Regions from separate parts of the Mus musculus genome. Here region 1 is linked to region 2. The links are chromatin loops, found by intact Hi-C in ENCODE. Cell type or tissue: heart. All regions are shown on one strand. Links, peaks and the distances in the headings refer to the core of each region. The heading gives the core; the rest is flanking DNA.

What was found. Peaks named below come from ENCODE experiments on the same cell type or tissue, not always from the same donor. Only the 100,000 strongest peaks of a DNase experiment are listed, where the experiment ranks them.
Region 1: it touches region 2 in a loop (5-fold over the local background); 4 of 42 quality-filtered maps call a loop at or near these places.

What each region holds. Positions count from the first base shown.
Region 1 is chr19:14,160,051-14,176,589 of GRCm38, forward strand. No RefSeq gene overlaps it. Among named protein-coding and RNA genes, the nearest start is that of Gm31331, 72 kb to the left of the region's middle. In heart, for the core only: no CTCF peak of the experiment used is centred there; a DNase peak (open chromatin) is centred at 5,931; H3K27me3 peaks cover 2,435 bases.
Region 2 is chr19:14,218,144-14,234,682 of GRCm38, forward strand. No RefSeq gene overlaps it. Among named protein-coding and RNA genes, the nearest start is that of Gm31331, 130 kb to the left of the region's middle. In heart, for the core only: no CTCF peak of the experiment used is centred there; DNase peaks (open chromatin) are centred at 7,118 and 8,598.

The DNA.
Region 1 (16,539 bases), core at 4,042-9,041, 60 kb before region 2:
TGAATACTGAAAGGAGCCTGATAGATATGGCTGTCTCATGAGAGGCCCTGCTAGATAGAGCCTTGCAAATACAGAGGCAGATAGTCACAGCCAACCATTGGACTGAGTACAGAGTCCCTAATAGAGGAGTTAGAGAAGGTACTGAAGGAATTGAAGGGGTTTGCAACCCCATAGGAAGAACAACAATATCAACCAACAGGAACCCCCTGGGTTCCCAGGGACTAAGCCATCAACAAAGGAGTACACATGGCTCCAGCTGCATATGTAGCAGAGGATGGCCTTGTCATGTTTCAATGGGAAGAGAGGCCCTTGATCCTGTGAAGGCTTGATATCTGTAGTGTAGGAGAATTGAGACAGGGAGGAGGGAGTGGGTGGGTGGGTGGAGAAAAGACCCCCTCATAGAAGCAGGGGGAGGAAGGATGGGATAGGGGACTTCTAGGAGGGGAGGGGGAACTGGGAAAGGGGATAACATTTGAAATGTAAATAAAGAAAATATCCAATAATAAAGAAAAAAAAGAATTCTGATTGGACATAAACAAGCCAGAACTCCAGCTACATAATCTGAGACCCTTAAATCAACAAAAATACTTCTAAATTTTAAACTTGAAAACCTGTTTTTGTCATTATTTTTATCAACTTCTAATTTGAAGGACCCAATTCACAAGGATATCCACTCTTCACCTTACCTCTGACAGCAGAGTTCTAAACAATCCCCCAGATTGGCAGATGATGGGCTGGTTCCATTACATACACCCTGTTAAAGGGCAGTACAAGCTTTCTCTCGGGGAATGCTATTAAGGGATACAATTTTAAATCCTGTTCTTTATTTTGGTTCTGGCTCCTGTTACAGGCAGGTTGTTTCCCCCATACCTCTTTGAGAGCTTACCAAACACTTGAGCACCAGGAAACCTCAATTCTCCTCTCAAAATAAACTAGAAGTGTTTCTTTTCATGTAACTTTTTAGACAAAGAGAATACTTGTTTAGCATGACTTTCAGATTCTCTAATAAAAAGATTTTAGGTAAATTAGTTGGTAAATTACTGCTATTATGTATATAAAGGCTGCTAAAAATAACCAGTTTGAAGGAAAAAATTTTCATGTATATATTTTTTCTTCTTCAAATATTTCATAAACTTGGCCTAGAATAGATGTCTATTTCCTTTAAATTGTAACAGAATTAAAATACCAAGAATGACTAATGTATCCATAAGCCTTTAATAACATGAAATTTACATAAACTAGGCTTTCCAAGTACTTAAAATGATAAACATCCAAAGATAATCTGAGCCACAGCTGTCCTGTTTCTCCTATGAATCTTGGTCCATGAGTAAGCACTATCCAATGCCAAGCTACAAATGGCTTTCTTTTTACTCTTAAATATGTTTGTTGAGCAAATGTGCCCCTCCCTCCATCAGCTAGTGGAGGGCCCGTGCTCAGCTCAGTTGCCACTAGAGCGGGAGGAGTTATTTAAACACGAGAAATAGAGCACTTGCAAATGACAAATCTTTGTCCATGTTTTCAAGCATGGAGGCAAACATTGGCAGCAAACACCAGCAGCAATGAAAAGAATCACTTGGAATTTACTTTATTTTCCTCTTATTTAGAATCAGTAAGGCAGCGATTGGTGCAGTCACACAGACACAGCTACAGCAAGTCCCTGCCTCTGGCTGGCAAATGCAGCCCATCTGCCCCTCTGAAAGTTCACAGAGGCTATTCTATACTGCCCACCATCAACAGAGAAAGAGACAGACAGACAGACAGACAGACAGAGAGGCACAGAGAAAGAGACAGGCATATACACACATACAGAGAGAGGGGAGAGACTGGTATGCACTTTTTCTTCTCAAAACATCACAAGCCTAATGCTGCCTCTTCAGACACACACACACACACACACACACACACACACACACACACGCGCGCGCGCGCGCACACACACACACACACACTCAAGGGGGGGGAAGTGTGTGAGGAATGGACTTCTTTATATTTTCTATCAATGCTATCTAATTCAGAGATTTGAGAAAATTCATCTATTTCCAAAGAGCAGAATTTGTTTGTTTTATTTCTAGCAATGGCATATGTTTTATTTACTGAGTAAAACCACAAATTGCATGTTACATAACACTCTCATGTCATACTGAAAAGTAATATTCAACCCTCTGTTAATCGCTCCTTGGAATTATTAAAGGTTGCCTCATATTTGAACAACACTTTATACCTTATGGAAACCATTTCATATGCAGTCTATTCTATCTCTAGTAACAATGCAATCTAGTCTATCTCTCCTAACAGGCCCCTACAGGAGGGATAAAGACAAATACCCAATTATCTACCTTGAAAACTCAGCTCTGGTGTTTATCCACTCCAGCAAACTACCTTTCTTGCAGACCCATTTGGTCCTTGTTTCCTGTAAACACTCTACAGCTGCTTCATATGAGAAAGAAAACTTAGAGCAGATTATGGTGGTTTAATGCATGGATTTATGTGCAAGAACATATAAACTACAAAAATAATGGCTTTGTGTTTTAGCACAACAGAAATGCACATTAGAAGCCATGATGCCTGGAAATGTCATTAATAGCTCCTTAAAATACTGTCAAGTCCTTGAGTGATCAACAACCTCTACCTTCAGTTTGTTTTCTTTAAAATAAGCAATGTGGTGTGGGTCTGAATGGCTGTTTCAGAAGACTGAAAGCTGTCCTGGAGAAGGCTGTGCAGGGTCAATTGGATCATGTGTGATCAGTGAACATGTGTGACTATTTGTACTTTAGTGCTTTTCCTATAGCGTATGTTTTGCTTTCCTTACCTTGCTTTGCCCTGCAGAGAAGGGGTCCTTTAATGAAATGGAGATCTGTCCTGCCCCTCTGCAGCTGCTTTTCCATTCGGTGTGCAGTCAACTGTGTATTTAATACAAACATTGCTTCAGGATTTCCTGAGCAGATAAGGAGCTGGTGTTCGGGTGCAGAGCAGAGAGAACCTGCATGCAGGTAGCCCAGCGAATTTAGCTTGGTGAATAATTACCATGATGAGTATAATTAAAAATTATCTTGTGCCAGTGGAGAATTGTACTAATTGGTAATCTCTTCTCTTAAAAGTCCTAATATTTTATTTCTGCTTATTGCTAACTATCAAGTGGAATCCTAATGGAAACGTGGGTGACTGGTATTGTAATAATTATTACTGTAATCACATTCAGCAGCTAACCTCTAATTAAAATAAATCAGATGATGTAGAGAATTGGCTATGCAGAGTTGTGTTTCTAATAATATATCTTATTGGGCAAAATTATTTTCTCCTACAGAAAGCCTTTGAAGATCAGATTAAAAACTATATGGCTATATTGCATTTCCAAGGAGATGTTTTCTATGGCAATATGTAGGTTAATTGTATATTCATCAGGTGATGGAGTTTTAGGATAAACATGTGTTAGCATGTAATAAGTGCCACCATTTTAAAAGAATTATAATGTTCTTCTTTTGCAATTATGTACAGGTCAGCTTCCAATGTTCAGCGGGTAATGAATATATGTATGCAAACCTGGACTTTCTTGCTGAGCTCTTAAAAGCAATCAGAGAAATATATCCATATGGTATTCAAAACACTGAGTTGTATGACTAGGGAATGATCATTTTTTCCTTTATATTTCTGAGAATTTTCAAAAATAATACTCATAATAAGTACCTATTTTACATGCATGTATTGAGTATATATGTGTTTACATATATGTACATATGTATGTATTAATGTATATAAGTAGATATGATCCCAAATATCTATTCGAATTATATTTGATGATGAATGATTATCACACATTATCAAGTAAAGAAAAGAAGATAAAATAATCTCCTAAAATGACAAATTTGAGTGAAAATTTGTACTATTGTCTGATTTTGCATCACCCTAATGCCTAGCCCAGTTTCATTCATTTGGTCAGAAAGCCTTTTCTGGAAATGGGTAGCTGGGAAACATTTAATCATGTAGTCCATTGCACTTATACAATTCTATTCTTCTAAAGCATTGGTGACAATATATAAAAGAGAGAGAGAGAGAGAGAGAGAGAGAGAGAGAGAGTGTGTGTGTGTGTGTGTGTGTGTGTGTGTGTGTGTGTGTTTGCTCATTAAAACAAATGTTAGGCTATACACAACCAATAGTCCAACCTCTGATATATTAAAATCTGGTTGTGAGCATTTCATATATAGCAAACATTATTATGACTTTCAGTACAACGTCAGTAAGAAATAATACTGCCCCACCTTCCATTCTAAATGATTACATAATACACTTATAGTGCTAGGCTAAGAGACGCGATGGGGAATTAGTTTAATTTTCCTTGACTTGGTTAGGTTCAGAGTTTAAAGGGTTAGACTTATATAAGTGGCAATTATTGTGAGTTAATGTGTGAATTATCAAAGTACATAGTACATAGAAAGTGTGAGTAGGAGTTAAGGAATGAATACAAGCTGTTGAGTAGTGTTTTATCAAGATGGCATCATTTCAGGCAAAGAGCTGTGAAACATTAGGGCATGGCTATGAGCAGTTAATGTCTAGGAAGAACATTGATACATAACTAAAAGTTAATGAACAGTTATTTTGGACTAGAGTGTGGGGCGCCAGCTTCTACATTAAAGACTAGGTTTTGTCAGTGATCTCTGATGTAAAAAATTTGGAGCTTTGCAGAGCATTAGAAAGCATCGGATGCCATGATGGCATCTGATAAGAGGAGTGAGTGTGGGGACAATACAGAAAATTGGCTAAGGAAGGACTGCTTTACAGGACAAGTCAAGACTACAGCTCTGATTGAGATAAAACATTTTAAGGTAGAATGAAGATCAGAGTTAGCTTGCTGTTCAGAGTTAGAGAGAATGAAAGCTTCAAGAGGATTCTTCTAAACCTTATAATCTAAAGTGTTGAAATATCTTGGCCTGAAAGAACTCATCTTAGTGAGTGAGGTTACTGCCCAGGTTTCTATATACAGATTATTGAAAACTAACTGAAGTAATTGTCCCTGGAATGAATAAAGGCAATGAGACTGAGGATGGATTCAGTTTTATCTGTAGTATTTTGTTTTTTCTTATTTTAAAATAATTTGAATAAAATGTCAAAATTGTTAGATCTGCATAGGTTTATCTCAGATTTCTTGCAGGCAAGGAATAAATTTTTGAAGTAGTTACATTTCGAGAACACACCAGTTTATTTCAAGCCAACTTGCTGTCACATATTCTCTAAATTTGTGTTTCTTTGATTTGTGGCATTATATAGGCATATTTTAGTAAAGTATTGGCATATTTACTTAATGTACAACATTTTGAAATTATGCATTTTTATTCAATTTAAGGTTCCATATAATAAGAAACTTTTATGGTCAAATTTTGATCAGTAGTATTACTGTACAACAACACAATAAAAAAACAAAAAACACAAACAAGCAAACAAAAACAAGACCATGAATTAGAAAGAGAACAAGGAGGGGTATATGGGAGGATTTGGGTAGAGAAAAGGAAAGGTGTAAATATTGTAATTATATTATAATCTCAAAACAAAACAAAAACAAAAACAAACACAAAAAAAGGTTGTAATTTTACTCGATAATACAGACAAGGCTTTGAGGCCAATTAGGAATGATCTCACTCACTCATAGAGTGGAAAGATGTCTCTGTCCAAATTCTGGAGGACTATGTAAATTATGAGCACAGGCAAAATGGCCCATGTGAATACTAGTCAAAAGGCGAAGAAACTTCTCACCAAAACAATGCCATCTGGGAAAACAGAGCAAACCCTTAGGATGATTGAGTCCTGTCCATCTGTTCCCCCCTTTTGCCTGACATCTCATGGAGGCCGCTCTTTGTTTCTTCCCTTGGAGATCATGCAGGAATCAACTGCCAAGCATGCCTTACACCTCCATGCCATCTAATTATAGCCTGAGACACTCCAGAGTGCTGACAGTGCTGAGCTATTGACTCTTGACACTCTCTAAAGCTCTTAATTATCTTTTCACATAAGCCCCTTTCAGACCTGTCAACTTCTTTGTATTGTTTATGAAGAGAAAAAAAAAAGCATAGGAAGATTTCAGGACTGTGCAGTAGGAACAAGCTTGCAGTTACCTCTGAGAGCACCCCTGTCTGTGTTCACACATAAACAAGCAAGAGGCATGCAACACAGATGCAGGGACTATTTGGCAGTACGAGTTAGTAGACTTGGGTGAAGTGAAATAAAGATAAATTTTAATCAGCATGGCTTTGAAATCATTCTTAACCTTCGCTTCACTCAAATGTGTATTATACATATATGCACACTCAAGTGTATGGTACATTCATACGTACACACATTAAACCTGTAAACAATGACCAAAATAGCTGGTAGAATTTTATTCAAACCTCAGTTCTTAAACTTTTAAAAATGTATTTCCCATCATTATTGTATGTATATATATATATGATGTGCATGTGTGAGAATTTGTGTGGGGATCAAAGGACAACTTTGTGTAGTCATTTCACTCCTTCCACCTTTATCTGGGTTCCAGAAATTAAACAAGCCCATGAGGCTTGTACACTGAGCCATCTCACTGGCTGGCAAACCTCAGTTTTGAACTCATTATGTGATTAAGCAAGTTAAAGGAATTTTTTTCTTTGCTGATGTGAGTAGTTAAAAGTCAAGTTAAATGGACTTCCCACACCTTCTACCACGCCAGGCCTTTGATTCTAATTTCAGTCTTTTCCTCCTTTGTTCTTGTATGCATCTCCACCCTGTTGAAACACACAAGCAAATAGAATCAAATCTGATACCGAAATGAACAGCACAGATTGTTAAACCTTTCTTATTAAACAGTGAGGAGGCTCAGCAAATGTGCAGGAACACACATCCCAAATGCTAAGGCATAGAAGGAAAGTGAGAACAGGAAAGAAAAATCAGTCCATGATCAAAGCAACACTCAGCATTTAAAACTCAGGCTCACGCTCCTTTGAATTGTAGGATAGATTTAATTCAGATTGTGGTTTTAGTTTCATTTACCAGAGATGATGAAAAACAAAACAAAACAAAACAAAAAACCTAAAACAGAGCAAGAAGCCTTATCCAAATTAACAATGATAGTGATAAACCCAAGAATAAAATCCAGGTCCCTTTGATAGTCAAAGCCCTCTATACAATAACAGCACTAAATAAAGTGAAGCGTGCCATGTAGATGGAGCTCAGGACAGAGCTCAGTGTCTCACTGTGTCCTACTGAACATACCATCACTGTCCCAGGGCATCAGGTTTTAGTCAATAAGTTTAGCAGGGTGGCACATAGCTCATAAGCTTGCTGTGAAGTCCAAATGTGGAAATCCAAGCAAAGCATATACAACACTGAATATACAACACTGGCTTCTGCGATTTTGAGCCTTAACTGCTTTCACACAAATCTTACTGGGGAAAAAAAGTCATGGAAGTACACATGAAAGAAAATTTCGAAGTATAAAATGTTAAAAAGGCACAGAAATCATAGCAAAATGACCAAACTATGAAAGGTATCAAGTCTAATCTTATAATTGCATTAGCAATTGGTTCAGAATAAAGACAAGTCCCATCACCTTAATAATGACTAAAGTCACTCATATTACACTATAATAAGAATCAAAGGGCTGGATAGCTGAGAACCTGGATTCCATTCCCAGCACCCATATGGCTGCTCACAACCATGGAACTCCAGTCACTGGGATTCTAATGCCATATTCTGGCTTCTACGGATACTGTACAATATAACAAATACATACAGGCAAAATACTAATATATATAAAATAAAAATGAGGTTAAAAATCAAATCACCATCATTTTAAGAATGTGTGCAAAATTCTAAGGTTGTTGTAATTACTTCCTTATGAAAATTGCTTGTCATTTATAAAAAGGAGCAAGACATCAGGCACATTCTAGTACTGTTGAGTCCAATGGTCAACAGTTCCTAATTCCAGCACAAATCCTAGCTCAGATATGGCCCAGTGACTAAAAAACTTCAGGCACAATATAAAGTCTAGAAAGAATGGCCTACTGGACAAAATTATTCCACAAGGGCTATGGAAGAGCAGAAGGAAAAACTCAGATAAAGAGTCAAGGTACTGTTTGTTCAAGCTCCACTTGCAATACTATCCTCTCATAACCATCTTAACAATATATAAAGAACAGTGGAAAAAATAAAAGTTGTTCATTCTTGAAGTGAGTCCAGAGTCTTATGTACCTGTCTACCATTATTCTCCTTCCCAGATTCCTGTGATACCCATTGCTGCACTGCCTATGACATACAACCACTTCTTAACAACTCTCCAGCAATAGTACCTCCAACAAGTTACTTTTCATGATGCTGACTAAATTGGATTTATGGGGAGTGTGGTTGTCTTAATCAGGGTTTCTATTCCAGCACAAATATTATGATCAAGAAGCAAGTTGGGGAGGACAGGGTTTATTCAGCTTAAACTTCCATATCGCTGTCCATCACCTAAGGAAATCAGGACTGGAACTCAAGCAGGTCAGGAAGCAGGAGCTGATGCAGAGGCCATGGAGGGATGTTTCTTACTCACTTGCTTCCCCTGACTTGCTCAGCTTGCTTTCTTATAGAAGCCAAGACTACCAGCCCAGGGATGGCACCACCGACAGTGGACCCTCCCACTAATCACTAATTGAGAAAATGTTTTACAGCTGGATCTCATGGAGGCATTTCCTCAAGGGAGGCTCCTTTCTTTGTGATAACTTTAGCTTGTGTCAAGTTGACACACAAAACCAGCCAGTACAATGGTATAAAAAGTCTATGAGAATATAAATAATACATGGAATAATGGGAAGCCCAGTTGCATATAGTTAATGGTTCACACAGAGAAGTGGTAGATATTAGCCCTTCATCTTACTAGCAAAATTACATCTCAAATGTTTAGAAATTTTCCTTCTTTTTAAAAATGTATTTACTTCTATTTTATATGCATTGGTGTTTTGCCTGAATTTTCTGTGTAAGTATGCTGGATTCCCCCAGAACTGGAGTTATAGACACTTGTGAGCTGCCTTGTTGGTGCTGGAAATTAAACACAGATCCTTTGAAAGAGCGAATAGTGCTCTTAACTGCTGCAGAACCATCGCTCCAGCCCCTAGAATGTGTTTTCTCATGGAAACAAGATCACTAATAGTGTAAATGTTTTGAGATGAATCTAGGCATATCTGTCCCATTCACAATATAACTAACATATTGTGCAATGCTCTCAACATGGGGATGGTATAAAGAAAAAAGACATGTGGATAATGTGGTTTAATTCTACTTGTTGATAGAAGTTATTTTAAGGTAAGTCAAAACTTATTACGATGTACATATTAAACTTATGCAATTCACTTTATTACAGTGAAAATTTAATAGCAGTTTTTAATGAGGAAGAAACCTAAGAATAGTTAAGAGACCACTTGCTACTCCTGTCTGGAAAATCATATAAAAGAAATAATGTATGTTTTCATTCCATCTTATCAATGCCAAAAATCAACTAAATAAAAGTTATAGAGGTCTGATATTATCTTAATCAAAGCAGATTTTAAATTGTTATTTCCATCTAAAACTTTAATCTACACTCAATATATTTTCAAAAGAATTGGTCTTGTCCAGCATTTTAAAACTGAGTGTACATTTTTCAATGATGATCTTCTTTGCTTTGTTTACTAAGCCAGATTCATTTTTGTAGGACCATTAAAAAGCAAGAACATGCAAAAAGAAAAATCACACTTAACCTCATGTCTAGAAATCTCTGACAATCAACTTTTGAAAAATTTAAAGATGATATGACCCTATACATAAAATATCCTAAATACTTCACTATGAAACTTCTGCAGTTTAAAAACACTTTCAAGTTGTAGCAGGATACAAAATACACAAAACTATGTGCTCTTCCTATATACAAATGACAAGAAAACTGAGAAAGAAATGGGAGAAACAATAGACTCAGAATATATACATTTGATATATGCCATATTAAACTAAGATATATCATGTAAATGATTTATATTATATTAGGTATAACACATTGTATAACATATATACATATATGACATATAATATACTAGAGTTTTATATATATATATACATATATATATATTATATGCAAGTGAAAAATTGTTTAATAGAAACTTTAAGGTATTGAAAAAAGACAGAAATTGAAGAAGACACTGGAAGATGAAAATATCTCCTTTGGTCCTGGATTAGTGGAACTAATATTATAAAAGTAGCTATCTAGCCAAAGCAGTTTATAGATTCAATACAATCCCCAGATAAATTCCAACACAATTCCTCACAGAAATTGAAAATAAATCTTCAATTTCATATGGAAACACAACACACACACACACACACACACACACACACACACACATCTAAAAAAATCCTGAATAATAAAAGAACTACTTGAGAACTCTCTATTCTAGATTTCAAATGATATTGCAGAGCTACAGTAATAAAGACAGAATGGGACTGTTGTGAAGACATGCATTTTAAAGAATGAAATATAATTGAGGATAATTTCAAACTCTTAGGATACCTAATTTTTTAAACAAATAAATACCCACAAAAATACACACTAAAGAAAAGACAGAATCTTTGATCAATGATGCTAGTCATACCAGAGAGCTGCATGTTAAAGAAGGAAAGTAGATACATACTTATCACCAACTTTAAATGAATCAACTTTAAATGAATCAAGGACCTCAACATAAGTCCAGATATCCTGAATCTGACAGAAAAGAAAGTAGAGAATATGCTTGAATTCATTAGTATAAAAAGGGACTACTGAACAGGACACGGATAAAACAGGCACTAAAAACAATAATTAATAATAATTCATAGGGCCTCATGAACTAAACACTTTGGTATGGCAAAGGTATACCATTGTTCAAGCAGATAAGCAGCCTACAAAAATAGAAAAAAAAATACTAACTATGTATCAAATAGAAAGGTTAGGGAAGATATAAAGAACTAAAAAAAAAAAAGGACTGTCCATTGTCCTGTGGCACAGGTGGGCAGGCTGGCCTGCCACATGGCCTACTAACAGCAAGAACCACTACAATGTATGTATGTACAGTGTAAGTATGTGGTGAAGCGAAGGGTGAGAAAGAGAAGCAGGTTTGAGCATAATGAAGAGAGATGGAACTGGAGATGTGAGGGTGGAGAGGAACAGCCTGATGTAAGTAGCCTGTCCTGCCATCTGAGGCCATAGTGAAGTCCTGGTCCCTGATGCTGCTGGGAGCCATGTGTGGGTCTCTGGCCATGCAACAGAAGGGATCTGTGAAGATCTCTGTTGTTCATATGACCACCAAAGGAAGTCCTTAGTCTAGGCTGTGGCTTGGGACCATTATAGTGTCAAATGGTTGTGCAGAGCTAATCTCACCCCTCACTGGCTACAGCCCTGGGTAGCACAGTGGAACATTGGTGGCAGGACCTCAAATAATCTGGCCCCGAGGGCGTGAGAAAAAGACAGCTGACCCTGTCACTCATCTATGGTGTGGTGGAGTGTGCACGGGAGAAATACCCTTTCCTCCCTTGCTCTTCACCACCTGTGACAGGCAGAAGAGCTGGCCTAGCCCCTCACTAGCTGCAGCACTCTGGAGAGTGGGCCCTGTAACTCACCTGGACAATAGAACCAGCCCTGGAGTCAAGGGCATGGGTGAGCCAGCCAGACAGTATGAGAGTGGGAGAGCTATCCCTGTTCCTTACCAGGTGTGACATTGGGTGACCAAGCTGGGACAGTGCTAGAGGCTCACCAGAGCTGGCTAACTGATCAGCTCAGGTACCACCCAGATTCAAATCTAGAGGTTTGGATTGGCCCACCCCTACATCTACCCTATCTATGGAGTGTAAAACTGTGTGAATGGGGCCACTTCTGTGGATCCAAAGCTGCAGGATCTCCAGGACACAGGGCAACATCAGGATATCTGAGAGTCCAGGTAACGACCCAGTATTGATAATGTAGCAAAAGTCAGAGATCAAGCAAACCAATGACTCATTACAGTGAACATTTGCAACTAAACATATGTGGACAAAAGGGTGACACACTCCAGCTTCCATAACGAGATGATTTTGTTTTGTTTTGTTTTGTTTTTGCAGGGGAAGTTGCAAGGACAGAGAGTGGATGTTAAGGGACAGGGAGCTGAGTGGGATTGTGTTGCATAATGTGAAATCCACAAAGAATCAATAAAAAGTTGGATTTTTTAAAATATTTTTTATTACATATTTTCCTCAATTACATTTCCAATGCTATCCCAAAAGTCCCCCGTACCCTCCCCCCCACTTCCCTACCCACCCATTCCCATTTTTTTGGCCCTGGCGTTCCCCTGTACTGGGGCATATAAAGTTTTCGTGTCCAATGGGCCTCTCTTTGCAGTGATGGCCGACTAGGCCATCTTTTGACACATATGCAGCTAGAGTCAAGAGCTCTGGGGTACTGGTTAGTTCATAATGTTGTTCCACCTATAGGGTTGCAGATCCCTTTAGCTCCTTGGGTACTTTCTCTAGCTCCTCCATTGGGAGCCCTGTGATCCATCCATTAGCTGACTGTGAGCATCCACTTCTGTGTTTGCTAGGCCCCAGCATAGTCTCACAAGAGACAGCTACATCTGGGTCCTTTCGATAAAATCTTGCTAGTGTATGCAATGGTGTCAGCGTTTGGAAGCTGATTATGGGGTGGATCCCTGGATATGGCAGTCTCTACATGGTCCATCCTTTCGTCTCAGCTCCAAACTTTGTCTCTGTAACTCCTTCCATGGGTGTTTTGTTCCCAATTCTAAGGAGGGGCATAGTGTCCACACTTCAGTCTTCATTCTTCTTGAGTTTCATGTGTTTCACAAATTGTATCTTATATCTTGGGTATCCTAGGTTTTGGGCTAATATCCACTTATCAGTGAGTACATATTGTGTGAGTTCCTTTGTGAATCTGTTACCTCACTCAGGATGATGCCCTCCAGGTCCATCCATTTGGCTAGGAATTTCATAAATTCATTCTTTTTAATAGCTGAGTAGTACTCCATTGTGTAGATGTACCACATTTTCTGTATCCATTCCTCTGTTGAGGGGCATCTGGGTTCTGGAGAGATGGCTCAGCCGTTAAAGGCTAGGCTCACAACCAAAAATATAAAAGTTGGATTTTTTAAAGAACCTTTAGACAGGAACAACTCTGAGTTAAAAACTTTGAAGATGGGTGGGTGGACCCCTGCCTCAACTGGGGGTTTTGAGGTCAGGGACCAATACGGAAGAGTTAGAGGAAGGACTGAGGAGCTAAAGGGGATTGCAACCCCATGGGAAGAACAATGCCAACTATCCTGGACCCCTCAGAGCTCTCAGAGCCTAAGCCAAAAGGCAAGGAGCATACAGGGGCTGGTTCGCAGCCCCAGCACAAGTGTAGCAGAGGACTGCATTGTATGACCTCAATAGAAGAGGATGTGCTTAAGCCTGTGGAAACTTGATGCCCCAGGGAAGAGGGACGTTGGTGGAGGTAAGGTGGGTATGGTTGGGTAGTGGGGGAGCACCCTCTCAGAGGTGTGGGGGGGATGGTGAAGAACTCAGGGAGGGGGACTGGGAAAGGGACAACTTTTGGAATATAAATAAATAAAATATTTAATAAAAAGGAAAAAAAGAAACCTTAAAAATAAGTGAAAAAATTTAAAAATTGAGATACAGAACTAAGCAAAGTATTCTCAAAAGGTAAAACATAAATGGCTGGAAAACACTTTTTAAAATGTTCAACATCCTTAGCCATCAGGAAAGTGCAAATTACAACTACTTTGAGATTTTATCTTACTTCAGTCAGAATGACCAAGATCAATAAAACAAATTACAGAGCATGATGTGGGATATGGGGGAGGGGGAAGTTATCCAGTGCTGGTGGGGGTGAAAACTGATAAAACTACTGTGAAAATCAGTATAAAGATTTCTTTTCTAAAAAACTGATAATAGATATTTACCACAAGATCTAGCTATACCACTTTTAAGCATATACCCAAAGATTCTACATTCTACTACAAGACACTTGCTCATCCATGTTCATTACTGCTGTATTCATAATAGCTAGAAACTGGAAACAGCCCAGATGACCATGGATATTGAAGGTGTAGTACATTTCCACAATGGAACATTATCTCATTGTAAAGAAAGTGAAATTTGCTGGTAAATGAAACAACTCCCTGACTTACATAATCTAGACCTCAAAGGACAAATCCTTCATGTCTTCTTTTCACAAGGATGTTAGCTTTTAAGATTTAGATATATTGCTTCAATCCAAATAAGCCCAAAAGTTAGAAAGCAACCTATGGGACCACTGAGAAGGGTAAGATCTTCCAAGAAAGAGGAAATATAACATAGTATTATAAAGAGAGAAAAGGTAAACTAGAATTAAGAAGATTAGATAGGGGAAAGATGGTAAAGGCTGGAGTATACAGGGCCTTTGAAAAGCCATAACAAAATTTAGCAGTTTAGAAGCTTCCAAAATATATACATATATGAAAAGGTTATATATACATATATGAAAGTTGCTACATGATGGAGAAACAAGATCCCAACAAGAAATGTTATTCCATTGAGTAAAAGCAACAATGCTAGGAGTTTATTGAGATGTTGGCCAAAGAGATCATATAAACACCTCCAGACACAAAATCCCAGGCTGTTGCCAAATATAATGGTTACTCTCCACAACCTGATGGCTAGTCCCTATTGCTGAATACCCAACTTCTTATGTAATCAAGTATGAAGAAATTGAGCTGGTGCCCAACTAGAAGTTTTGCCCCTGCTGACTGCCATTCATGGTGCTAGAAGATACTTTACATGTTACCAGAGGAGAAGAGTAATCATCAGTTTCATCCAACTATAAACCTGCCACACACAACAGAGACCTGCTTGTAAGATATATTAGTGCAATAGTGGCTCAAATATTATGGGAGTAACCAATCACTTTTTAAAATTGGATTTGAGGTCCACTTCATGAGGTACAACCCATACCTGACACTACTAAAATATTCAAGAACCTGAGACTAGATATGTCATGGGCACTAGGGGGAAAACTTCTACTATGATTCTACTAAAGGCAGTGAAATTATTCCTCATGATATATTGCTATACCCATAGGTCAGAGCATCAGTCAACTTTCATCAAGAAGTTTCCTCTTGCAGTAGATGATAGTTAATACAGAAACCCACAGGGCTGGAGAAATTGCTCAGAGGTTAAAAGCACTGTCTGCTCTTCAGAGGTCCTGAGTTGAAATCCCAGCAACCACATGGTGGCTCACAACCATCTGTAATGGGATCTAATGCCCTCTTCTGGTGTGTCTGAAGATAGCTACATTGTACTTACATATAATAAATAAATAAATCTTTTTTTTTTAATTAAAAAGTAAAAAAACAAAACAAAACAGAAACCCACAGCTGGACAACATAAAGAGAATAAGAGACCTTGGAACACTCATTCATAAATAGGTTATCTTTATTAAACTCCTCAGGATTCAAGAATCTACATAGAAGAGTAAGCAGAAAGATTTTAAGAGCCAAGAGTGGTGGATGACTCCAAGAAACAACATTTTTCAGATACGACAGGATTAGAACATTAATAACTAACAGCACACACAAGACCTGCATAGATCCAAGCCAGATAAAAATCCCAGCCAAGGAAAACTCGGTGTCCTCCAATGGAGCATCACTGCATATTAACCACACTGCAGGACAGACCCATGCCCAGGAACAGTTAACCAACACAAAAGGGTCTCTGTGGTTTTTATTTGTTTGGTAGTATTCTATCTTATTTGTTTTTATTTTGATTTTTGATTTTTCGTTGTTTTTGTTGTTATTGTATTGAGAAAGAAAGAAAAAAAGATGAATTTGAGTAAGTAGAGAGGTGTACAGGGTTTGGAAGGAGTTGGGAGAGGAGAAAGAATATAATCAAAATGTATTGTCTAATTTAAAAAAAACATAAAAATTTTCAAAATAAAAAACATAGATACACAAAAATGTAAAACCAAATGTAACCAAACTTACATTTGGTTTTAGAAAATCCCTTGAATTTGATCTTTAACTATTGGTAAATCATCCACAGATCAAATTCCTCTTCTCAACCTACCTCAAAAAATAAAAAAGTCATTATTTCATGATAAAAGAATCCTTTTCTGAATTAGAATAAATACCAGTACTTTACTTGATTATCAACTCATGTAATTAAGACATAATTTAAATAAGATTATTTGACTGACTAGCCTCATAATACTACTTAGAAGCCATAACCCATAATCCTCCCCACCACACACACACACATACACACTTAATTCCCACAAACACACCCTTGAACAGAATGGCCTATCATTCTGTTTATAAAAAACATCACTGACATTGTACATTTACCATGTTTATAAATATAAAGTAACACTTGTACTTTAATTATGACTATACAAACTTTTATCATAAATACATATGTTCACTATATACACAATTAGTATAATGTATATTCCAAATACATACTGAGAAATATGTCTTAAATATATGTGAAAATACATTTTTAAAGCACAGTTTA
Region 2 (16,539 bases), core at 6,228-11,227:
GTGTGTCTGTCAAAACAGAGGGAGGGACCCTTTTGGTCACAAAGCTAGAAATAATAGACATTTTCCTATGGCCTGCTGTTGTGTGGCTTCTTAATTCTTTGTGGCCTGGGATCATATTCTGATAATTATTTAGTAGTCCTTTCTAATTTCAGAATCCCTAGAAACCGATTGGGGGGGGGACACAAGATATAGCAAAGTAGTTAATTTCTGTCTTTTTATATTTAATAAACATCTGCTACTTTTCAGTCTATTGGAGTTATGCAGTCAAACTAAGCTGTGATGTACCCAGTAAGGTTTTGAGCCTAAGGTATAGTTTCTTCCTTCTCTTAGCTAGGAAGTTTGGAGAAATGATATGATCAGATTCTCATGACTACACTGTTGGTAGATGGACTGTTTTCAACTGCATATTGAAAGTAAGGTTTATGGTAATAATTCGTTAGTTTTGCCTGCTCCTTTCCTTTAAGGATCCTTAGAGGATTGTCATGAATGGTAATGCTTACTCTTGCCACTTAATTCTGGGCCCTCTACCATTTCTTTCTCGGGGCACCTTTCTGAAATTCATAGGGTCATCTCTTGCCATCTAACTCACCTAGAAAGATTTCTAATTCTCAAAGCAACAAAGATTTTCTCTTTAACTGAAATAAGAGAGGATTAACCCAAAACAAGGTAAGCAAAGTAACAGCAATGCTCTAGGAGCAATACTGACACCAGTATTCCTGGCTGCCTAAGAAAGCCCTTTGGGTTTGATGCTAAAGAACAAAGACCATGAGTAGGACACAATCTCAATCTTCACATAAGCCAGCTTTTAGCCTTGGAGCAGGAAAGACTCATTGACCCACCTAACAGAGCACCTCAACAGAATAGGTTAAGAGAGATTTTTGTTTTCCTCTCATAGCAAGTCAGGAGGAGGCAATTGTGGCTCTTGGTTCTAGGTCCAGGCTTTAAGCGATTTTAAGACGTCCACTTTGCCCTCTTGGATTTAACATGACATGTAAAGATTCACTATTCTGTTGAAGAAGAAGCTATATGCTAGAGCAACAACCTGAGAAACCACTTGGAGAAAAAAGCCAAGAGGGGAACTCCAGTCAACGTCAGTGATTCCCACAAGGTAAGCAGTACTTGAACTTTAAGTCCTGCTGTTCTACCCCAGTGAACCACATGTGAATGAATAACGGGTTGTGCCTTCTAGAACCTGTCATGAGATTTACTCATAAAATCGTAGTCAAAATGTCTATTGTCAGCAAACAATTTTCTAGGAGATTCATTCAGTCAATAACAGAAAACACAAAACAGATGTGCAAGTTTTCATAGGGTTATCTCAATCACTTATAAAAATTCTAACACTTTATATCAATGAAGCTCATATAGATTGTGTGTTTGTTGTTAGACTACCATGTCCTAGTGTGTGTGTGTGTGTGTGTGTGTGTGTGTATGTTTCTGTACAAGGTATATCAAATACTTACTTATCAACTAGTGTGACAATGGCAGGAAAGTAATGATGACAAACTCTCATGTACATTCTAACTCTAAGTTTCTAGACACAGAAACAAGTTTTTCAGTTAAGAATTTCCATCTTGTTCCTATCTGCATGTTTCCAAATTCTTCTTCTGAAACCCCTGCTCTTTGTCTGGAAGATACTGTGAACACTAATGCTGGCTGGCACAGCCTCTCAGACTCTGCTTGGTCTTCAGTGTGTTTTCTAGCCACTGGCTAATCTAGTTTAATTTTTACAAACTTATCCAGGGAAGGTACAGATTTTCTTATGATCATTTCACCTGAAGAGTAACTAAACTATGAAACATAGTACAAAAAGCATCAAGATATAGGTAGCTCCTTAACAATAAGGCCTTTCTACAGCTAAATTAGATCCTTCCTGTAGTCCTCTGTTAGGTGAGATTTCTTTTTCATACCATATTTAGGCAACTTGGGTCACCTTACTGGGTTTGTACTGAATGGCCTATTTATATTCCCAAGAGCATCAAATTATTTAATGAACTGGAGAAAAACAGCATGCTTAATGGAACCCTTTTACCTCAATGGGAAATACCTACAAAGCAGCTATCTGCATCTTAGCACTCATGATCTAACATCATTTTAGTAGGGAACAAAATTACAATCAGCCTTACAGTCAGCTTTCTAAAACCATTAGCCTTACCAAAACATTGACCTACCACCCTATATCATCAAACTCCTAGTTTACCCACCTGTCCACATCCAACCTTCAACACCTTCAAACCATCCCGCACAAACCCACATAGAAGAGTATTCAGCCACAGGGCAACACTGGCACAAATTCCCAACAGGGAAACAAAACAAAAACCCAAAATAAAACAAACAAAAAAGAACCATCTCTCTTAAAGTTCCTTTTCGCCTACTGCCTAATTCTCATTCCATCCACCATGGTCACATGACGCAGACCAAAGGAATGTAAGAGCATAGCATTCATCTTGCAACTATGGCACATAGCACTTCAATCTGCACTGTGCCCAACGTGTAATTATGAGGATTACCTTGCCAGTGTAAAGCTAAGCTTTCTTGCAGCTTTATCATTCATATAGAAAGCAATTCATCTGTCTTCTATTATGTTTGCTTTGGTTTCCTTTAGGTTCTGGGAATGTGGTCTTGTGTTTGTTTTCATGGCTGCCAATGTTTAAACCTTCCAAGTGGTTTTGGATTCCACATCTAAGCATCAAATAGCTAATGTTCAACACACACTATGTCCTCGGTTGAAACCACAGAAACTCCTCAAAAACTTGAAACCACAGTTTTTGTCATGAGAGTATTGTAAATCTGTGTTCAATGTCTTGTTTAAATTTTATTTCAACCTTTCTGTAAGTGGCTGCTCCTTTGGCAAATGGTTTCTGGGAATGTTTATATCAGAGGCACTTATGAAACTTGACTGCAGCCATTGCTGGGGATTTAAGGAGGCTAATCACTTCATTTCTGCTTCAGAGTCAATATTCTCGTGCTCACTAACTAGAGCACTAAGTGGAAAATATGCCTCTGCTTAAGGAGAAGAGAAAGGCGGTCTCAGGAGTGTAGTAGGAAGGATACTCTCCATGTCTTCTCCCTCTCTTTGGATTGATTCACATGAATAGAGAACTATCACAAGCATGGTTCTTCAAAAATGATAATTATTACATAATGTAAACAACAATAGTTGAAACTGCCAAAGTGCATGTGGAGGTGTGTATTGTAATAGTTTTCTCTCACCATATATTTATGAAGTTTTTGTTATGAAAACCAAAAAAAAATTATTAGTCAAAGGGAAGTTACTTATCCAAATCAGGTAAAACCAGTAAGGTTTAAATAAAGAAATGGTGTTTTCTACTTTCTACTTGGGAAGGAACATTAAATTTTAGTGGTTCATGATTTGATGTGTCAAAATGACTTGAAATTTAGCAATAACTATAGGCTACTTCATATAGATGTTAAGGAACATTTTGTGTTCATTTTAAAAACAAAATTGCCATTCTAGTTTTGTTAGCAAATAAAATGTTAACTGATATTGCGTTCTATTGGTTAGCACATGATGAACTTCCCTCGATTTAATCACTTAAAATCCATCTGTTCCATTTGAATGTGGATCTGTCAATCAGGAATTTGGACAGTGTATACTCCCTGACATGTGCTCTTAACTAGGATAGTGTCAGAGGCTGGAACCAGTCGGAGCATTCAGCAGGGTCACAAGCCTGTGACCCTGCTTCTTGCTTTTGGTAGGCTTTCTTTATGCTTGGGTTATGGTCTTGTCACACATCCAACTGGGTATATTCATAGAGTGGATGTTGTACATGGTATCTGATCTTCCAAGGAAAAGAGAGGATGCTCAGGAGTCATGAAGGCCAGGCCCAGCACTGATATAATAAGGTATCTTTGTAGTCTTTTGATCAAAGCAAACCATTGAGAAGTTTGGTCTGATGGTACAGGGCTACAATCTTAGGTATTTGGGAAGTTTTAGCAGAACCTCAAATTCATAGCCAGTGTAGCACCTTAGAAAAATCCTATTACAAAATGAAAAGATGTTAACACAGACACAGTAGAGCAAATTCACATTCCCTGCTGAAATGGACGAAGCAGTACATACAAAGAATCAAGAGGTTGTTGGTGGCCATTTTGGGACACTCCAACGTGTTTTTATTATCCCTGGCCTTAAAGTGCTTGGTTGTGGAAAATCTTATCTTAGATATTTAACCTCAAGTATCTTGAAAATTTCAATCATCCAGTGCCAATACAATCTCAATTTTGAAAGCAACCTAAATTGAAAAGGTTGTTGGGTAGTGAAATGACAAATGACTTTGACCGTAATATATTAGAATCATCAATTAAATAAAAACTACTAGTATAGTTCTATGGCTAATCTTACTTACCAACTTGACTACATCTGTAACCAACTAAAACCCAAGCAAGCCTGGAAGAATTTTCATGATTAAATCACTTAATATGGGAAAACCCACCTTATGACTGGGCCACACCTTCTTGTGGCAGCCCACATAAAATGACACAGAAAAGGGAAGCCTTTGATACTTCCCTGCTTGCCCTCACTCTCACTGGCAAATTTATCTATCTAGTTGCTGAGACATTCCTTTGCTGATATTAGAGCCTACTTCTTCTGGCTTCCAAGAGACTGAAGACTTGTTGTTCTCAATGAATTCCCTGGGACTTCCTCTCCCACTGAGGCCAGACAAGGTAGCCCAGCTAGAAGCACATACCCTGTGTACAAACAACAACTTGTGGAATGACCCACACACACACTCCAGTTGTTCAGGACATACAAGAAGACCAAGCTGCACATTTGCTACATAGGTGAGAGGAGGCCTAGCTTCAGCCCATGTGTGTAGTTCAGTTGGTGGTTCAGACTCTGAGAGCCCCAAGGGTCCAGATTATTTGACTCTGTTAGTATTCCTGTAGAGTTCCTATCCCCTGTAGGGCCCACAATCCTTCCTCTTATTCTTCCATAAGACTCCCCAATCTCCATCACTGTTTGATTGTGATGATCTGTATCTGTCTAAGTTGGTTGCTGATGGAGCCTCTCAGAAGACAACCTGCTTCTGTCTACAGGCATAAGAGAGTATCATTAACTGAAGAATGGATAAAGAAAATGTGGTACATCTACATAATGGAATACCACTCAGCTATTAAAAACAAAGACAACATGAGTTTTGCAAGTAAATAGATGGAACTTGAGAAATTTATCCCAAGTGAGGTAACCCAGACCCTAAAAGACATACATGGTATATACTCACTTATAAGTGGATATTAGCCATAAAATACAGATACCATGCTACACTCCACAGACCAAAGAAGCTAAACAAGAAGGAAGGCCCAAGCAAGAAAGCTTCAATTTCACTTAGAAGGGGGAGTAAAATAGTCATAAGAGGCAGATGGAGGATGGGAACTTCGAGGGAGTGGGTGGAGAGGGGAATGGGGTGTTTGGGATCAAGTGTGGAGAATGACAGGAGAGATGGATAGATGGCCATGAAATTGAATGGGAATCTGCAACTGACAGGGGTGAGAAGGTGGGGGACATCTATAGGATGAAACAGAGACTTGGGAAAAGGGAGACACCCAAGAATCAATGGGGATAGCCTAGCTTATAACATTGAGGATATGGAACCTGAAGAGGCTACTTCCTGTAGCCAGGCAGGAACTCCAGTGGAGCATTAGCGACACTAACCCACCCATAAAACATTCAATACAAAATTTATCCTGTCTACTAGAAATTCAGGCATGGGGAATAGAACAGAGACCGAGGGAATGACCAACCAATACCTGGCCCAACCTGATACCCATCCCATGGTCAAGTTCCAAAACCTCCAGCTTTTAAGCCTCTGGAGCTTTCTGTTAGACACACTTTTACATTTCTCTGTAAAGGGATGTAAAATTGCTAAAGGAATCAGGGACATCCATTTTGACTCCACTGGAAAGAGACTCTTGGGAGTGGGCATCTTGTCCTCAGGACATCTTGGGAGTTTCTTCTCTTTGCTGATTTTACTTTCCATCGTTCACTATAATCATTTATAACCAGAAGTTCAACCTTACGATGAGCCTTGAACATTCTCTAGACACCCATCAGACCTGTATAACTATCTTAACAGGGTACCACAATGATTTAGAATGCATGAGACAGTCCACAAGATGCCTTATATGGGCCTAGAATCACAGAGAGGACATGGTATAAATCAGCACCTCTCAAACCATATACCCACTCACACACCCACACACATAAACATACATTCTCAGATATGTTCAAACCATACTGTAGATATTCCATGTGTTTGTAATGTTATACTATCATTTTCATCTTTACTTTTTAATCAAGAAAAACCAATAAATTCACTTAATTGAAAGCAAAATTATTGGCAATTTTTTTCTTTCTATAGAAATTTTGAGCAAAATTCTAGATTTACACCTTCATTTACAGGGGAATGCCGGGGCCAAAAAATGGGAATGGGTGGGTAGGGAAGTGGGGGGGGGGGTATGGGGGACTTTTGGAATAGCATTCTAAATGTAATTGAGGAAAATACATAATAATAAAAAATATTAAAAATAAAAAAAGAGAAAAAAAGGCAATGTATGTAATGATCATATAAGCATGTTCCTAATACACTTAGTCTATAGCTGATGCTAGAAACATCAATGAGGCTGAGTGACCAGTATAATATAGACCTGCATGATGAGGGCATTGTGAACATGGCCTCAAGTGCACAGCTTCACGCTAACCAAGGATAAACTATGTAATGCCGTGGCTACCTATCCGGTAACTACCTCTTTTAACTTATTGCCCTCACCTTCTTTCCTTCCAAAATGTCCTTCTTTCTTATTTATTTATCAAAGGAAAGAAACAGAAGGAATGGAACTCAAATAAACAGGTGTCCTCTGAATTTCCCCTGGAGTTATCCCACTCGAGCTCCCTGATAGCATGAGGAAGCACGGCAAACTTCTGTCCTTGTGTGGCACAGTCTCATTTTAGTATCACCTGTTTCTATTTGGAATGAAGGGGAACCCAAAAATAAATGAACTGGCTCAGAAGCCCATGATGAAAATAGCATTGAAAGACTGACTCCGTCTGCAGCTGGCCCTCACCACAGACTGTGCCGGGTCTCCACCTCCCTCCTCCACTTCCCCTTCTATGCCAGGGCAGCTTATTCACACTGCCAGTGAATACTTAACACGGAATTCTTCAAGTACCACTGCAGAGCATCCAGCAAACACAGCTCTAAACTTAGCCTCACATATGTAGCCAGAGACACAGATAAATATAGAGACCTAGAAATACATACAGAATGCCAGAGAAACATGCTCTCGGCCAGAAACATATTGTGAATATGCAAATACCTCAGTGTCTGGTACTGAAGCTTTGCCCTTTAGCACTTACCTCGCTCTGTCTTTCTCTCATTTTCTCTCAGTACCATATCCCCCTCCACCAGTCTCTACCCATCTGTTTATTTTTTTTCCAATCTCCTCATTTAAAAAAAAAATATGGTATCACCTCTTAAAAATAAGAAAAAATATGGTGCTACAATTCCCACTGCCAGGTGTAACATATGATTCTGCTTCTGGGAGCTGGGAAACAAAATGTATAAAGGGGGATGGGTGTGTTCAAACTTTCTTACAAAGGTTACCAGAAATGGATTCTTAACCATTTTGTCTGCACTGTGTTCATTCCTTATTAGATTTCAGGTTTGCTTTGTAGTTTAAAGAAATTGTATAATCCAGACCTTGTCATCAACTGGTTTAATTTATTTCCCCGAAATGAGAGGCCTGGCAGAGGCAAGCAAGCCTGGCAGGGGCAGGCCTGCCTCTCAGATGTCTGGATCAGCGAGCTTAGCTATGGAAACAAGTGTTAAAGTGCCACGGACGACAAGTTCCATGGGTGCTTTTCACATCACATTCTATATGGATGACATCATTCTGTATACTGACCAGCACAACTGCATCCTTCTGTTTGATCTACATCACAGAGATGTGCCTCCATGAACCAGAAATTGGCACTGTTACAAATTATCTATTCTAGCAAGAAAATGAGACTTAATTAAGTCAATTAGCCAATAAATGAAACAAACATAAGAGGGAAAGAAGAAAGTCAGGACAAATTTCTTTTCCAGGAGCTAAATTCCTTGTCTAAAAGGGAAACTATTGGCATTCTAAGTATTCTAAGAAAAGATCTTGCTATATCTATATTTTATATTCCTGTTTGCAGCACTAAAGATATAGTGGCATGAGCATCATTATTAGAAGTAGCTATTTTCAATAAGTTGCTAGAAAATGGTCATCATTAATCTGACCTACTGAGAAAGATAACAGAATAAAGGAATGGGTAGTTCTGGAGTACATACCCTTTGCCAGCCTAGCGACCAGACATGAGTTATTGTATTTCATTTCATCTTTACAAACAGCACTGCAGGGGAGGTATAATCCTTGTTTTATGAGAAAGGAAACTGAGACTCTGAGAGGTTAAGTAATATGCTCAAGGCCTCAAGGTTATAAGTGCAACAGCCAGAATTCAATCTGAGCTTTGTCTACAAAGCCCATGTTCTTTCCACTGAATCAACCTAGACAGCAAGTTCAGGGCATGTAAGGCCAAATTGGCAAACCCTGGTCCTGGCAAGCTTCCCCTTAGCTTAGCTGGTTTAAAAGGACAAGGTATCATATCTCCAGTTGGGTCACAATAATTAGATGTGCTCCCCTGGCCTTCAAGTGATGTTGGCCTGGCTCCAGCTCCTATATCAGCATTACTCAATTGAAATCTTATCTGACCCTTGATGAGTTATTAAATCAAAGTCAAATTTAAACTGATGTTCAGAAACTCTACACTTGAAAAACAGGAACAGAAAATCAAAAGACCTCTATTTGTTCTCTTTGTAAATACTTGCTTTTTAATGTAATTATTGATCTTAAAACAAAGAGAAAGAAATAGATCAGAGATATCCCTAAATCACAAGTGGATAAAAGAGAAAACGGTTTATACTTATGTTCCCAAACAGGTCTGGTAGCTACAAGGGCTGATGACTTTATGGCCATTTACATGTGCAAAGTGTCAAGCAGTAATAAACTGGGTGAGCACAGATGCCACCCAAATAATCCCAGGAGTACGCAAGAAGGGGGCGTCAAATAAAACAATGAACATGACTTTGAGAATGGACATTATAAACAGGTCTTCAAACGAGCAGTAACTGGACAGCTATATTGAAGTTTGCCACCCTACTGTGGCCATACAAAAGTTTGCAGAAATATATATGAAGAACTTAAATCGACATTACCAGTGATATTCGGCTTTCAGTTTCCATCAGAATAAATTTCAAATCAATCCTGAAAGGTCACAGCCACAGTCCAAGCAATGCAGATCCACTTCAAGGTTCCAGTTGCACCTTTCCAGTAACCTCTGTCTTCTACTTCCATGGAGCAGGGATGGCTCTCAGGAGACTAGCCAGCAAAATCAAACTATCAGAAAACAAAATGCATCTTACATCTCTAAATGGGGATCTGCCTTCAGTTTTTTATTTTAGTGGCTGATTTGATTGATTGGAAGTTGGGGAAACAGAATAAGCACAGGGGCTGTATGAGAGAGGAAAGGTGATAATCTCATTATAGATAGAGATGTATAGAGATGTATAGATGTATAGAGTAGCAGTTCTCATCCTGTGGGCCTTTGGGGTCAAATGGCCCTTTCACAGGGGTCATGTATCAGATATTTATATTATGGTTTATAATAGTGGCAAATTTATAGTTATGAAGTAGCAACAAAATAATTTTATGCTTGGGGTTCACCACAACATGAGGAACTATATTAAAGGGTCACAGCATTAGGAAGGTTAAGAACCACTTGTTCAGAAGGGCTGCTACCACTGTCTGAAAATTCACAGTTTATTTTGTAAAATAAGATCTCAGTGGCTGAGAGAAGGAACACTGTGCAGCACCCAGGGCACCTGACACAGCAGAAAATACTCCCTGAGACCCAAAAGGGGGAATATTCTACATATTCCTTACACATTTGCAGCAGGATTATTCTAGTTTGAGTCTTGAAGGCTTAGTCCCCAGTCTCCAGCGCTGTTGAGAGGTAATGGGAACATTAAGAGGTGGGGCCTGTTGGGAATGAGCTAAATCACTGAAGGCTCAGCTTTGAAGGATAAAGTGAGACACCCTGCTCTTTCCTGCTTTTTTGCCTCTACACTGTGCCCAGTTGAACAGATCCTCTGCAAAAGTCCGCCACCATAATATACTACCCACCACAGTGGAATCAACTGACCATGGATTGAAATCTCTGAAATAATTATGAGTTGTGATAAGCCCATCCCCAGCCGTCGTGTATCTCAGATGTTCTGACAAAGTGACAGAAAGCTGGCTAACATGGCCATAGATTGGTCTTATTCCACTGTCTAAACTGAGTGTGTTAACAGGGACTGATGTCAAGGTTTTAATCAGACAATTCTTAGTTCTTGCAGGACCCACAATTTGCTTAAGAATATGAGGGTTGGCCCTTCCGCTCGACTCGAGCCCCGAGCTACCTTGCCAGCAGAGTCTTGCCCAACACCCGCAAGGGCCCACACGGGACTCCCCACGGGACCCTAAGACCTCTGGTGAGTGGAACACAGCGCCTGCCCCAATCCAATCACGCGGAACTTGAGACTGCTGTACATAGGGAAGCAGGCTACCCGGGCCTGATCTGGGGCACAAGTCCCTTTCGCTCGACTCGAGCCCCGGGCTACCTTGCCAGCAGAGTCTTGCCCAACACCCGCAAGGGCCCACACGGGACTCCCCACGGGACCCTAAGACCTCTGGTGAGTGGAACACAGCGCCTGCCCCAACCCAATCGCGCGGAACTTGAAACTGCGGTACATAGGGAAGCAGGCTACCCGGGCTTGATCTGGGGCACAAACCCCTTCCACTCCACTCGAGCCCCGGGCTACCTTGCCAGCTGAGTCGCCTGACACCCGCAAGGGCCCACACAGGATTCCACACGTGATCCTAAGACCTCTAGTGAGTGGAACACAACTTCTGCCAGGAGTCTGGTTCGAACACCAGATATCTGGGTACCTGCCTTGCAAGAAGAGAGCTTGCCTGCAAAGAATACTCTGCCCACTGAAACTAAGGAGAGTGCTACCCTCCAGGTCTGCTCATAGAGGCTAACAGAGTCACCTGAAGAACAAGCTCTTAACAGTGACAACTAAAACAGCTAGCTTCAGAGATTACCAGATGGCGAAAGGCAAACGTAAGAATCCTACTAACAGAAATCAAGACCACTCACCATCATCAGAACGCAGCACTCCCACCCCACCTAGTCCTGGGCACCCCAACACAACCGAAAATCTAGACCCAGATTTAAAAACATTTCTCATGATGATGATAGAGGATATCAAGAAGGACTTTCATAAGTCACTTAAAGAATTACAGGAGAGCACTGCTAAAGAGTTACAGGCCCTTAAAGAAAAGCAGGAAAACACAGCCAAACAGGTAGAAATCATTAAAGAAAAACAGGAAAACACATCCAAACAGGTGATGGAAATGAACAAAACCATACTAGAACTAAAAGGGGAAGTAGACACAATAAAGAAAACCCAAAGCGAGGCAACGCTGGAGATAGAAACCCTAGGAAAGAGATCTGGAACCATAGATGCGAGCATCAGCAACAGAATACAAGAAATGGAAGAGAGAATCTCAGGTGCAGAAGATTCCATAGAGAACATCGACACAACAGTCAAAGAAAATACAAAATGCAAAAGGATCCTAACTCAAAACATCCAGGTAATCCAGGACACAATGAGAAGACCAAACCTACGGATAATAGGAATTGATGAGAATGAAGATTTTCAACTTAAAGGGCCAGCTAATATCTTCAACAAAATAATAGAAGAAAACTTCCCAAACATAAAAAAAGAGATGCCCATGATCATACAAGAAGCCTACAGAACTCCAAATAGACTGGACCAGAAAAGAAATTCCTCCCGACACATAATAATCAGAACAACAAATGCACTAAATAAAGATAGAATATTAAAAGCAGTAAGGGAGAAAGGTCAAGTAACATATAAAGGAAGGCCTATCAGAATTACACCAGACTTTTCACCAGAGACTATGAAAGCCAGAAGAGCCTGGACAGATGTTATACAGACACTAAGAGAACACAAATGCCAGCCCAGGCTACTATACCCGGCCAAACTCTCAATTACCATAGATGGAGAAACCAAAGTATTCCACGACAAAAACAAATTCACACAATATCTTTCCACGAATCCAGCCCTTCAAAGGATAATAACAGAAAAGAAGCAATACAAGGACGGAAATCACGCCCTAGAACAACCAAGAAAGTAATCATTCAACAAACCAAAAAGAAGACAGCCACAAGAACAGAATGCCAACTCTAACAACAAAAATAAAAGGGAGCAACAATTACTTCTCCTTAATATCTCTTAATATCAATGGACTCAATTCCCCAATAAAAAGACATAGACTAACAGACTGGCTACACAAACAGGACCCAACATTCTGCTGCTTACAGGAAACCCATCTCAGGGAAAAGGACAGACACTACCTCAGAGTGAAAGGCTGGAAAACAATTTTCCAAGCAAATGGACTGAAGAAACAAGCTGGAGTAGCCATTTTAATATCGGATAAAATCGACTTCCAACCCAAAGTTATCAAAAAAGACAAGGAGGGACACTTCATACTCATCAAAGGTAAAATCCTCCAAGAGGAACTCTCAATTCTGAATATCTACGCACCAAATGCAAGGGCAGCCACATTCATTAGAGACACTTTAGTAAAGCTCAAAGCATACATTGCACCTCACACAATAATAGTGGGAGACTTCAACACACCACTTTCTTCAAAGGACAGATCGTGGAAACAGAAACTAAACAGGGACACAGTGAAACTAACAGAAGTTATGAAACAAATGGACAGCAAACCAGTAGCCAACATCAAAGTAAATGGAGAGAAGCTGGAAGCAATCCCACTAAAATCAGGGACTAGACAAGGCTGCCCACTTTCTCCCTACCTTTTCAACATAGTACTTGAAGTATTAGCCAGAGCAATTCGACAACAAAAGGAGATCAAGGGGATACAAATTGGAAAAGAGGAAGTCAAAATATCACTTTTTGCAGATGATATGATAGTATATATAAGTGACCCTAAAAATTCTACCAGAGAACTCCTAAACCTGATAAACAGCTTCGGTGAAGTAGCTGGATATAAAATAAACTCAAACAAGTCAATGGCCTTTCTCTATACAAAGAATAAACAGGCTGAGAAAGAAATTAGGGAAACAACACCCTTCTCAATAGTCACAAATAATATAAAATATCTTGGCGTGACTCTAACTAAGGAAGTGAAAGATCTGTATGATAAAAACTTCAAATCTCTGAAGAAAGAAATTAAGGAAGATCTCAGAAGATGGAAAGATCTCCCATGCTCATGGATTGGCAGGATCAACATTGTAAAAATGGCTATCTTGCCAAAAGCAATCTACAGATTCAATGCAATCCCCATCAAAATTCCAACTCAATTCTTCAATGAATTGGAAGGAGCAATTTGCAAATTTGTCTGGAATAACAAAAAACCTAGGATAGCAAAAAGTCTTCTCAAGGATAAAAGAACTTCTGGCGGAATCACCATGCCAGACCTAAAGCTTTACTACAGAGCAATTGTGGTAAAACCTGCATGGTACTGGTATAGAGACAGACAAGTAGACCAATGGAATAGAATTGAAGACCCAGAAATGAACCAACACACCTATGGTCACTTGATCTTCGACAAGGGAGCTAAAACCATCCAGTGGAAGAAAGACAGCATTTTCAACAATTGGTGCTGGCACAACTGGTTGTTATCGTGTAGAAGAATGCGAATCGATCCATACTTATCTCCTTGTACTAAGGTCAAATCTAAGTGGATCAAGGAACTTCACATAAAACCAGAGACACTGAAACTTATAGAGGAGAAAGTGGGGAAAAGCCTTGAAGATATGGGCACAGGGGAAAAATTCCTGAACAGAACAGTAATGGCTTGTGCTGTAAGATCGAGAATTGACAAATGGGACCTAATGAAACTCCAAAGTTTCTGCAAGGCAAAAGACACCGTCAATAAGACAAAAAGACCACCAACAGATTGGGAAAGGATCTTTACCTATCCTAAATCAGATAGGGGACTAATATCCAACATATATAAAGAACTCAAGAAGGTGGACTTCAGAAAATCAAATAACCCCATTAAAAAATGGGGCTCAGAACTGAACAAAGAATTCTCACCTGAGGAATACCGAATGGCAGAGAAGCACTTGAAAAAAGGTTCAACATCCTTAATCATCAGGGAAATGCAAATCAAAACAACCCTGAGATTCCACCTCACACCAGTCAGAATGGCTAGGATCAAAAATTCAGGTGACAGCAGATGCTGGCGTGGATGTGGAGAAAGAGGAACACTCCTCCATTGTTGGTGGGAATGCAGGCTTGTACAACCACTCTGGAAATCAGTCTGGCGGTTCCTCAGAAAACTGGACATAGTACTACCGGAGGATCCAGCAATACCTCTCCTGGGCATATATCCAGAAGATGCCCCAACAGGTAAGAAGGACACATGCTCCACTATGTTCATAGCAGCCTTATTTATAATAGCCAGAAGCTGGAAAGAACCTAGATGCCCCTCAACAGAGGAATGGATACAGAAAATGTGGTACATCTACACAATGGAGTACTACTCAGCTATTAAAAAGAATGAATTTATGAAATTCCTAGCCAAATGGATGGACCTGGAGGGCATCATCCTGAGTGAGGTAACACATTCACAAAGAAACTCACACAATATGTATTCACTGATAAGTGGATATTAGCCCCAAACCTAGGATACCCAAGATATAAGATATAATTTGCTAAACACATGAAACTCAAGAAGAATGAAGACTGAAGTGTGGACACTATGCCCCTCCTTAGATTTGGGAACAAAACACCCATGGAAGGAGTTACAGAGACAAAGTTTGGAGCTGAGATGAAAGGATGGACCATGTAGAGACTGCCATATCCAGGGATCCACCCCATAATCAGCATCCAAACGCTGACACCATTGCATACGCTAGCAAGATTTTATCGAAAGGACCCAGATGTAGCTGTCTCTTGTGAGACTATGCCGGGGCCTAGCAAACACAGAAGTGGATGCTCACAGTCAGCTAATGGATGGATCATAGGGCTCCCAATGGAGGAGCTAGAGAAAGTAGCCAAGGAGCTAAAGGGATCTGCAACCCTATAGGTGGAACAACATTATGAACTAACCAGTACCCCGGAGCTCTTGACTCTAGCTGCATATATATCAAAAGATGGCCTAGTCGGCCATCACTGGGAAGAGAGGCCCATTGGACTTGCAAACTTTATATGCCCCAGTACAGGGGAACACCAGGGCCAAAAAGGGGGAGTGGGTGGGCAGGGGAGTGGGGGTGGGTGGATATTGGGGACTTTTGGTATAGCATTGGAAATGTAAATGAGTTAAATACCTAATAAAAAATGGAAAAAAAAAACAAGTATAATGGAAAAAAAAAAAAAGAATATGAGGGTTGTCCTTTCTGCCTTGGATGAACTATGGTCATCCTGAGCCTTTCTTTGAGTGTTGAGTTGGTCCAAGGTATAAATGGGTAGTGATCCTCAAACTCTACCACCTAAATCATCAGAACTCTATAGGCAAGGTACCCTTTGGATAACATGTGTATGAGTCATCAATGAGAAATATATATACCATCCCTCTACATACAACTCCCTTTTCTTTCTTTATCTCAGCTCTGAAATCACTTTTTTGCACTAATTAGAAAACAGCTAGCTATCTCTGAGGGGGATGGAAAAAATAAAGGTTCATTTGAGCTTCAGCAGGCTGTATCTATAGGCACCCATTCATTCAATATTAATAAAATAACTATTATTAATTGAATACTTCATTGCACACTCCATGTAGTCAACACTGGAATGCAAATGTTTACAGAACCATTGAGCGGATACAAGTAGTTAGGTGCACAGTACAATGATAGAGACATGCACAGAATATTCTGCGTATAAAAGGAAACATCATGCAGTTAACATCTGAAGTTAAGGAGAAATGATTGAAAGTGTCACAGGTTTTCTAGTGGATGTCACATCTGAATCATAATTAGGCAGTCTATTAAGGGTTGTTATAGCATGAACTACCTTCAGAATTCAGTTCCTAAATTGAGAATAAGAAAAAGCGTTTCAAAGAATGTATGTATTATGTATATGTATGTATGCATGCATGTATGTATGAATGTATGTAATCACATAATTATGATTATGTATAATCTCAAGCTCTCCAGCAAAGTCAGATTTATAGGAAACTTCACACTCGTACACATGTGCGTGCACACTGGGTAAAGCAGCATATGACTAGACTTGCTGCAATCTACTCAATTCAAATAGAGCACAAGGAAGGTGAGATTCCACCTTTTCCAGTGTTCTTTCCACTGAATGTTCAATGAGGTTAAACTAGACAAGGCAACGTGGGTCTTTACCTGACAAAAGTCAGCCTCAGGATATGGTAGATGAGCATCATCCA